2 separate regions of the Homo sapiens genome follow, and region 1 is linked to region 2. A link is a contact called in ENCODE Hi-C or POLR2A ChIA-PET data. All regions are on one chromosome and are shown on one strand. Each heading gives the region's core, a stretch centred on a gene start or an enhancer-like site at or near the end of the contact. The rest is flanking DNA. Distances are from core to core; before and after follow the strand shown. Region 1 holds the start of CTDSPL2 (CTD small phosphatase like 2). Region 2 holds the start of KNL1 (kinetochore scaffold 1).

Evidence for each region. A loop is a pair of places that touch in the nucleus more often than their neighbours do. ChIA-PET counts read pairs that join two places held with the same protein, here RNA polymerase II (POLR2A). Pooled maps may share reads with other maps.
Region 1: a loop to region 2 is called in a map of CD8-positive, alpha-beta T cell, with 7 times the contacts of the local background. The contact joins the promoter of CTDSPL2 here to the promoter of KNL1 in region 2. A Hi-C loop is called at or near these places in 1 of 168 maps with a recorded cell type or tissue (CD8-positive, alpha-beta T cell) and 4 of 50 pooled maps. POLR2A ChIA-PET finds 5 or more read pairs at or near these places in 1 of 52 experiments (CD8-positive, alpha-beta T cell).

The regions. Positions count from the first base shown.
Region 1 is chr15:44,425,143-44,430,108 of GRCh38, forward strand. CTDSPL2 (CTD small phosphatase like 2) reads left to right here and starts at 2,487. Exons shown (of 13, transcript NM_016396.3): 1 at 2,487-2,630. It overlaps LOC124903479 (a long non-coding RNA gene), which reads left to right. Exons shown (of 3, transcript XR_007064605.1): 2 at 625-831; 3 at 1,152-1,175. RefSeq lists enhancers at 1,389-1,996, 1,651-1,880, 1,997-2,604, 2,161-2,540, 2,605-3,211.
Region 2 is chr15:40,591,697-40,596,557 of GRCh38, forward strand. KNL1 (kinetochore scaffold 1) reads left to right here and starts at 2,553. Exons shown (of 26, transcript NM_144508.5): 1 at 2,553-2,696. TRS-GCT4-2 (tRNA-Ser (anticodon GCT) 4-2) reads right to left here and starts at 2,210; the gene lies at 2,129-2,210. RefSeq lists a silencer at 2,103-2,152 and enhancers at 2,273-2,492, 2,713-3,032.

The DNA of each region.
Region 1 (4,966 bases), core at 1,237-3,736, 3.8 Mb after region 2:
TTCAACTGAAAGGCAGGGAACAAATACCACCTATTTTACCTACCTCATAGGGTTGTTAGAGAATCAAAATGCATATAAAAGTGCTCTTTGGAAATAGCGTATTTTACTTAAGTTTTAGGAACGTGAAGGTTTGAAATAACGATTTCTTGGAAATTTTTTCCCCCAGAAATATTTCTAATTTTTACCTGATTTAAAAATAACTTTATTAGCCAGTCCTCGGTACTGGGAGGCTGAGGTGGGAGGATCACTTGAGCCCAGGTGTTTAAGGATGCAGTGAGTTATGATCATGCCACTGCACTCAAGCCAGGGGTACAGAGGAAGTCCTTGTCTCTAAACAAAAAGCAAAACAAAACTTTAGGGGCTGTGTGCAGTAGCTCAGGCCCGTAATCCCAGCACTTTGGGAGGCCAAGGCAGGAAGATGGCTTGAACCATGGATTTTGAGGTTGCAATGAGCTTTAATTACTTCAGCCTGGGGAATGGAGTGAGACCCTGTCTCTAAAAATAAATAAATAAATAAAATAAACTTTAGTAATAATGGGGTAACTGTTTAGTTGGTATTTTACTGCTTTCCATGATACACTCTGGATAAACTAATTATTTGTTGGATTCCATTGAACTTTTCAGGAATCTATTTTTGTGTGTGTGGACTGTTACTATTAATAGTTCTGTGCTGTGTATACCACCAGCTCCCAATAAATGTCGCATTCAGAGCATTTTTGCACTAGGAAGATTTAGGGTGCAAATGAACTCTGACAGAAGAATCTGTAGTATACAAGGTTTTCAGAAGACAACCCACCTGCTCCATACTTCGAAATAATGAGATTCACAACGGTATGTTATTTCTGCTTACTTCTCAGCCTCTCTTGCCATCTTCCCCCTGCCCTCCCATCCTCTTTTCTTAGCGCACAGAACTACTTCTCCAATGGCTCAACACAGTCTCATCTTTGGACTTTTCCGTCTGTTGTTTCCTTTACCCAGACACTCTTCCCCTGCAACACACACTCCTCCTTTTTGTCTCAGATGTTATCTTACGAAACCTTCCCAGACCCCCTCGCCGGCACTCTCATGTGTTTTACAACGCCTATCATGCCATCCTTGTATTCGCTTTATCAGTTTTTAAATTCTGTTTACTTGGGTGTCTTCTTCAATAGATTATGATCTTTGGCCGGGCGCGGTGGCTCACGCCTGTAATACCAGCACTTTGGGAGGCCGAAGCGGGCGGATCACGAGGTCAGGAGTACGAGACCAGCCTGACCAACGTGGTGAAACCCCGTCTCTACTAAAAATACAAAAATTAGCCGGTCGTGGTGGCGCGCGCCTGTAATCCCAGCTTCTCGGGGGGCTGAGGCAGAAGAATCGCTTGAACCCGGGAGGTGGAGGTTTGAGCCGAGATCGCGCCACTGCACTCCATCCTGGGCGACAGAGTGAAGACTCCGTCTCGAAAAAAAAAAAAAATCATTACCTTTGGGGAAGGCAGTATCCGTGTCTGCCTGGCTCACTGTTTTACCCGTCGCACCTAGTTATTTTTTCAATAAATATTTCTTGATTGAATAAGGAGAGTGGCTTGGAGTTTCAGTGAAAAATGTTCTTCCAAACACTAGGCTTGGTTTTCCGATACCCCACTAGAACTGGATTCTCTGGACTGATACATTTTCACTCTGTGGAGCTGACCGTCCTTTGACCTAGGGTCGCAGGTGGGAGCCCACTGGCCTGAAAGATCCGAGTTTTCAACCTGCAGAATCACCGCCAACATAGGGTTGAGTCGAAGGGCATGAATATTTATGATCCAAAAGCGACTGCTACGCCCTCTAGGCAATGAGCTGGAAAGGGAACCTTCAAGGGCCACCGAAATCCCAGGAAAGGCGCCAGATTCGCTTTCTCCCGGCCTCAGGCAGCTCTCCCTACGAACTACCTCCTCCAGCGCGCCAAGCCGTTAGTCCCGCCTTATCCCCTCAGCTCCACCTACCCAGCGCGCCCACAGTTACTAAACCCTAGCCGCCAGGGTGCACTACGCGTTCCTAAGCCCCGCCTCCGGGGCAAGGGCGCGCTCCCCCTCCCAGCTCTGCCCAAGCAGTTCCGTTAGGAGCGGGAGGAAAAACCGTCCTTCGGGTCCCCGCCTCTCCACTCCTAACGCTTTACTCCCTACTCCCCCTGCGACCACTACACAGCCGGCTACGGAGGCCCCTAATGTACAAATATCCCCCAGGCCCTTGCTCATCCTGATAGGTTTTGTCCTTTCTTAATCGACCCAGTACTAAGGCCTTGTGTTCAGTTTTTCTCCAGGATTCAGACTAGAGAGTTTCTTCCGGCGTAAGGAACTTCAACGCTCTTCACGGAAGTAAAAGTGTTTTTTTGGTTGTTGTTGCCGTTGTGGCTGCCCGCATTCCTTCCCTCCCACCTCGCGGAATTGTGGCGGGAGGGGGAGGAGGAAGTCAGGGCGCCTGCGCGGAGAGGCCGCTTTCCATCCGGGTCCCTGTCCGTGCGGTGCAGCAGGTCGGTAGGCGGGAAATGGCGACTGGCTGAAGGAGCTGGTTCTGTTGCTGCTGCGGGGTAAGCGGGAAAGACACCACACATTGCGCAGTCGGGACCATCGCCGGAGCCTGAGGACACTTCTCTGTCGTCACAGTTAGGTAATCCCCTTCGTCCAGACGCCGCCGCTGCTTCCAATCTCAGTCCTCCTCCTCTTCCAGGGCCGTCTGCCGGGATCTCCTCCCCTTCTAAACCTGGTCCTCCAGCGGCTCTGGCGCCTTGGTAGGCATGCACTCTTTGGCGCCTCGTACGTCCACTGTGCGGAGCCGCTCCTGTCTGGACTTTCCCCTGGGAACAGAAAGGGAGCTCACTTCCCGCCAGCTTCACCTCTTAGGTTGCGGCCTGCGTTGTGATTTCTGGGGTTAGATTTCACTTTGCTACCCACCCCCACTCCGATCTCAAGTTCCTAGTCCCCAACCTCTGGGTAATTAAGTTAGAAGTTTAGCTTTTTTTAACCTTTTTGGCCCACCTCATGTTTTCAGCATTTCATTCTTTGGAGTAGGGTGCTTTTAGGGGGGCGTTGCTCTTATCTCAGTTCTTATAAACACCTTTTCAGAATCTGGAAGAAGGGATTTGACTAAGTTCTGTTTATCTTTTGTACTGTTAAAATCTCGAGTTGACATTGTTACTTTTTCAAATCGGGAGTGGTAGTAAAGAACAGTCCATGTGGAAGGCGTCTGGTTTCCACAGTGGTCAGTTAAAGAGTGAACCTTATTATCCTTAATATTCTCTGCTTTCTTTGGATTTTAAATGTCTGTATGGGTGTTTACTTTTGCATTCTTGACCAGAGTTCTGTGGTAAATAATTGCATAAGTAAATCTTGTTTATTTACTTCTCACCCTAGTGGTGGCTGGATGTGTGAATGATGTTAAACACTTCAGCGTACCTTAGGGAAACCTAAAGAGATCTAAGAGCTCGTAAACTTACCTGAGATCCTGAAATGAAACGTACTCAGTAGATGTTCCTCCGAGGCAGGGATTTATCTTCCTAATGCTGGTAACGCAGTACCAAGATGAATTTCTTCAGTGGGTATACAAATTAGTGACTTGAAATGATGGATTTATCTGTGTAATTTTCAAATTGTAGATTGCTTTGTCTCCCCATTCTTCGCCCAGTTTTAAATTTTCGTTCCTGGTCCATTTTTTATTCTTAGAAAAGGGAAATGGCGTGTTAAAGCTAGTTTTACTATATTTCTTTACTTTTTCTTTCCTTTTTTTTAAATTACATTGCAGACCAATTGTTCATAAAGAGAAGTAATAAGGAGGCTGTTGGTGTTTTCGGAATTTATTAATCATGTTGAATTTGGGATCTTTGTAGGTTTTTTTGTTTTCACTAATCAAATTAAAATTTTAAAAACTGTTCACATTGAATATCAGTTGATATTTATAACTCAGGTTTTCAGTTCTGGATAGGTCCAGTTTAGAGAATTTCACTATTGTTTGCACGATGTTATGGTTAATTTTCAATAATAAACAGGAACACACAAACATTATTATAATCCTCATTTGGTAGACTTTGCCCAAGGTCATAAAGAAAGTCAAGGCAAAAGGTAGCTCTTATGTGAAGGAGTTTTTTAGGATTAAGTTGAGCTTCATACTTTCCTAAGGCGAATAGAATAGTGGAGGTACAGGCACGTTAACTACTTGCCGAGTCAGTTTATTTAAAAAATGGAGCCAAATATGCAACTTAAAGGGATCTTAAATCATTGGTCTAGTGTGTAGGTTTTGTCTGTATTTTAATGACCTTTTTGGGTAGTTAATAGCGTTAATGTTTTTAATAAAAATTAGTTTGCAGCTAGCTGAGTGAGCATTGTAGACCTTGTTTTCAAGAGTTCTCCTAAATTGTTTAGTACTACGTGCATTCAGTACTTGCACTCTTTTAATGCTTTCTCAGAGTTGAAAGAACGTATAAGCTGGCTGGGTGGGGTGGCTCACGCCTGTAATCCCAGCACTTTGGGAGGCCAAGGCAGGCGGATCACAAGATCAGGAGTTCGAGAACAGCCTGGCCAACATAGTGAAACTCCATCTCTACTAAAAATACAAAAATTAGCCGGGCATGGTGGTGCACACCTGTAGTCCCAGCTACTCGGGAGGCTGAGACAGGAGAATCGCTTGAACCCAGGAGGCGGAGGCTGCAGTGAGCTGAAGACCACCCCACTGTACTCCAGCCTGGTGACAGAGCGAGACTCCGTCTCAAAAAAAAAGAATGTAAAAGCTATAAATGATGTAGTCCTTAACCTTTGTGGACTTGTAGCTATATAGAAAATCTAAATAGGATTGCATAGGAATGTCAGGGTTTGTATGTTTCACAAGATTCCATTCTACATAGTGTCTCTTGTGCATTTAACTTGAGCTGGTAATGTTACTGTTTTCCCACTGTTAAGAAATTAAGAATTGGGGAAGTCTTTTCTTTTCAGATTCATCTAGCTGATCTCAAG
Region 2 (4,861 bases), core at 1,303-3,802:
TGATGGGAAAGAAGAGGGTGGGGTCAGGGGTATGTTGCAGGGAGAGGAGCAGGGACGGTATCTACAAACGTGTTGTGGAAAGAGAAAAAATCCTAGTTCAAGGAAAGGTAGATCTGTGTCTCCAGGGAGATTTAGAAAGGTCTCTCTCAGGGGCTCTTAACCTTTTTTTTGTGACACAGACCCTTTTGGCAGTCTGGGGAAGTCTAAGGATCTCATCTCAGAATTTTTTTTAAATTTTGATTAAATTTTTAAATTTTTTTGTAGAGACAGGGGCCTCACTATGTTGCCCAGACTGTCTTTGAACTCCCGGACTCAAGGGCTGCTCCTGAGATTTCAGGCATGAGCCACCATGCCTGGCCAGAATGTTGTTTTTAAATGTATAAAATTAAATATGTTAGAATACAAAGGCAACCAATTTTGTTGGAATAGTTGCCAAAATATTCTCAAAGTTTGTGATGTAATAATATAATAATGCATGCACTTTTTTTTTTTTTTTTGAAATGGAGTCTTGCTCTGTCGCCCAGGCTGGAATGCAGTGGCATGATTTTGGCTCACTGCAACCTTCACCTCCCGGGTTCAAGCAGTTCTCCTGCCTCGGCCTCCCCGGTAGCTGGGACTACAGGCACGTGCCACCACGCCCGGGTAATTTTTGTATTTTTAGTACAGATGGGGTTTCACCATGTTGGCCAGGCTGGTCTTGAACTCCTGACCTCAAATGATCCACCCACCTCAGCCTTCCAAAGAGCTGGGATTACAGGTGTGAGCCACCGCGCCCAGCTTAATGCATGCACTTCTTTATGAATGCATAACATTACAAGACATAATAGCAGGTCTAAAAATTACCACAATTTTGAAGTAGCAATGAGCGTAAAGCAATAACAGTAATCTGATATAAAAATATCTGTGATTTCTATTGGTGACAAAATAATGGATAAGGTTAATATTACTGTAGTTAGTTGCTTACCGTTATTGAAGGATGTGCTTTCAATTAGGGAGTGTGGAAATAAGGATGAAATCTTTTTCTGAACCAAATAACCCACTGAATTCTATCCATGGACCCCTTGGAAATGCGTGGAACCCAGCAGAAACCCTTCCTAGCAGCAGGGTAGAGAATGCATTGGAGAGCAAGGCTAAGGAAGGGTGACTCAATGTCCTGAGCCCAAGGAGGTATCAACATTCCCAACGGATTTGGATCTGTAACAGAAAGAAGCCACTGGAGCCAGCAGAGAATGGGGCCACTGCTTTCCATACTCAGTGCCCAAACCTTGCTGAAGCACCTGCCAGAGGCCGTGTTGTGGAGCATGGTGCAATGCAGACAGCCTTGTGGAGGAGACAATCTGTAAACCATGACTGCAAAAGATTGATAAATACTGATTATTAATCTACAGCACAGTGTAGGATTGATAAATACTAATTATTAATCTACAGCACAGATTAGAAGGGTGATTAAGCCAGCGTCTAGTAGATTTGGGTTACACTCTCCTTTCTTCAATTTAGAAGCTGTATAACCTCGGGCAAGCTAATCTTTCAGTCTCCTCATCTGTAAAATGGAGTAATAAAAATATTTGTCATGATCAAGGGTTATAGTGATGTAATTCATGTAAAACATGTGGTGCCTGTAGATAATAAATACCGGATAAAGTGTCTCATGGTAGCTTTTGAAGTGAAACCTGGTATCTCATAATCAGGACAGGTGTTAAAAACCCCAGAGTAACAGTCTACAATAATTGAAACTCCTCAGTTAGGAGCTGTGTTAAAGTTGGAACAGAGCAGCATTGGAACATATGGGATGGTAATAATTGTGGAATTCTATTCACTGTTGTTAACTCCATATAAAAAGAAATTAAATCCAGCATGATTTCTGATTCCTGGAAAGTCTCTTTCCCTCCCTTTTCTTTATCTGTGATGTCAGAACGTTCCAAATACTGTATTTCAACATTTCAGGCCTGAAACTGATGGTGCCAGATTAATTGAGTAATAAATAATAAGTATTCAAGTTTTTCCGCTCTGCAAATTTACTTTGGTTATTAAAAAATTTATTCTGCTCTGCAAATTTACTTTGGTTATTAAAAAATTTATTCTGCTCTGCAAATTTACTTTGGTTACAAGCAAAAGTAAGCCACCACATCGACGAGGATGGGATTCGAACCCACGCGTGCAGAGCACAATGGATTAGCAGTCCATCGCCTTAACCACTCGGCCACCTCGTCCCGGTAAGTTACTGTTTCCTGATTGCTATAGGGAGTAATATCAAGGGGCTGTGACGCAATGTTATGGAAGCCGCCATTTTGTACGGAAGCCAAAGTCCAATCACTTCCATAGCAAGCAATCGAAAGAAGATGGCCGCTCCCACGATTGTGGGGGAGGTCTCCACTGGGGAGGGGCAGAGGAAATTCGGTCGAAAAAGAGATAAAGCTGAAGGAAATAAAATTGGCACGGAGTCTGGGAAAGTAGTTTCCCTAAAGGAGTCTTAGAAATAGGGTTGGTCTGGAACCTAAGGGGCGGAGCCGACGCGTAGAGCCGCTTTGCGCGTGCGCATCACCTAGGCGGTTAGATTTGAATACTTCACTGAGGCGAGCCGGGCGTTGTGAGCGGACTGCTAGAGGCGGCTGTCTGTTTCCGCTCTAAGGAAACTCAGAGCGTGTGGACCCCAAACAAGTCTGCGCAAAATTTGTCGAGGAGGTTTGCCGCGGCAGGTAAAGAGAATGACTCTTTCGTTCTGGGCTTCAGGGAAGGCTTCGGGTTTTGTCTGGGCGCCCTGAAGTTCCTGCGGTGGGAGGTAGGGTACGCTCCCTCAGCCTGGCGGCCTCCGTTAGCGCCGGGCCGAGTAGACGCCCCTGCCCCGGGCCGGGCACACTGTGCCCTTTTTCCCCTCCTCGGCCTGTACGTTGTGCCGCCTCCCGCTTCCCTAACACTTCTCCGCCTGCACCTCGGCCCCTCCGGCCACCCGGCTCGGGTTGCTTGTCCGTCGCTCTCTTGGCGTCCTCTTCCGCCCCGCCCTGCCGTCCTCTGTCAGGGCTCGCGGACTCTTCTTGCACCCCTGCCGCTCTTCCCTAGGGACCTCTCGGCTGTTTGTATTTCTCACTTAAGCTTTTTTTGGCTCTAAATGAAGTGACAGCAATGAGTGATTTTAAAATTCTCAGCTCTTCGTGGTTTAAGGTGTCTGCTCGGAGTGCTGGCCGCACGTAACAGATTTTTCGTTTTCTGCAAGTATAATAACCTTAACAAATGAAGTCAATATTAGTACTGCGCAAATTAGTTTTTAAAAATCCTCTTCTGTTCATTATTCCTCAGGATTTAAGCCCTTATTCTTCACGTTTATTTAAATACTCAAGTTTGAGGGAGGAAAAAGTATTGCCGATTGGAATTTTACAGATAGGTTTAATAGGCATTAACAGATAAAGGATGTGGATGAAGACCAAAGCAGAAGCTTATTCCAGTCTAGATATTAAAATTGATGTTTTCACTTCCGTCGAATCCTGTAGATATTTATTGGGTTCCTTATCCTGTGATAGGGCCGGGGACAGATGATTCCCAAACCTAGAGGGGTTTACAAAGGGAAATAACTAATATACACAAATAACTAGAATACAAGACAGAATGTAAAAGATTATAGGACATTCTAAAGTGGTGTGGGAGCACGGAAAAGGGAGAGCTTATTTGATGCTTTTGGTGATGGATTTGTGGAGAAGACCGCATTTGAGGTGGACGTTGGTTGGAGAGATGATTTACAGATGGGAGTTAATATGTGGTAAAATTTTGGTAATTAAAGGTTAGGGTCAAAGCAGTATAATTCTTGACTTTGCGAATGGCTGGAAATCTTTACAAGATGATAAATACATGTAAATTGAATTAAAATGTTTGGAATGGTAGTATTAATGATGTGTTCGATGTTAAATAATAGACTGTAAAAGATACTGACTCTAGATATTGCCAGTAAAGCAGTGCTGTCCAACAGGGCTTCCTGTGAAAATGGTAATGTTTTATATGTGCACTCCAACATACTACCCATTAGCGACATGGGACTATGGAGCACTTGAAATGTCATTATTGTGACCAAAGAACTGATTATTAAATTTTATTTTATTTTCATTAATTTAAATGTAAATAACTACTATATTGGACAGCACAGGTCTAGAGTCTCTGTCATTTCACTCTTATCCTCCTACAATCCCGGAAAATACTAACTCTAGATATCGGTCGTATAAATGTAGGAGTGGGCAAAGAGCCAGATAGTAAATATTTCAGGCTTTGCAGGCTACATGGTCTTTGTCACATATTCTTTGTTTAGTTGTTATTGCTTGCCTTGTTTTCTACAATCCATTAAAAGGGTAAAAAAACACTCTTAGCTCAAAGGCTAATTGGGCTCAGTCGCTGTTTGAGGACCTACGGATTATTTAGAGTAGTGGTTCCCAAATTTTCTTGATGCATGGCACCCTGAGATCAAAGAAATACCTAACAGTCTATTTATTGAGTACAGTGGTTGGGTCCAAACATTAAGTATATATGTCCCAAACTTAGTAGCCATTTAAAAAAATACAGAAATTGAAGGAAAATATGATATTTTAAATTTTATTTATTTATTTATTCTTTTTTGTGAGACGGAGTCTCGCTCTGTCACCCAGGCTGGAGTGCAGTGGTGCTATCTTGGCTCACTGCAGCCTCCGCCTCCTGGGTTCAAATGATTCTCCTGCCTCAGCTTCCGCAGTAACTGGGATTATAGGCACCCGCCACCATGCGCAGCCAATTTTTATATTTTTAAGTAGACACGGGGTTTCACCACGTTGGCCAGGCTGGTCTCGAACTCTTGACCTCGGGATCCGCCTGCCTTGGCCTCCCAAAGTCCTGGGATTACAGGTGT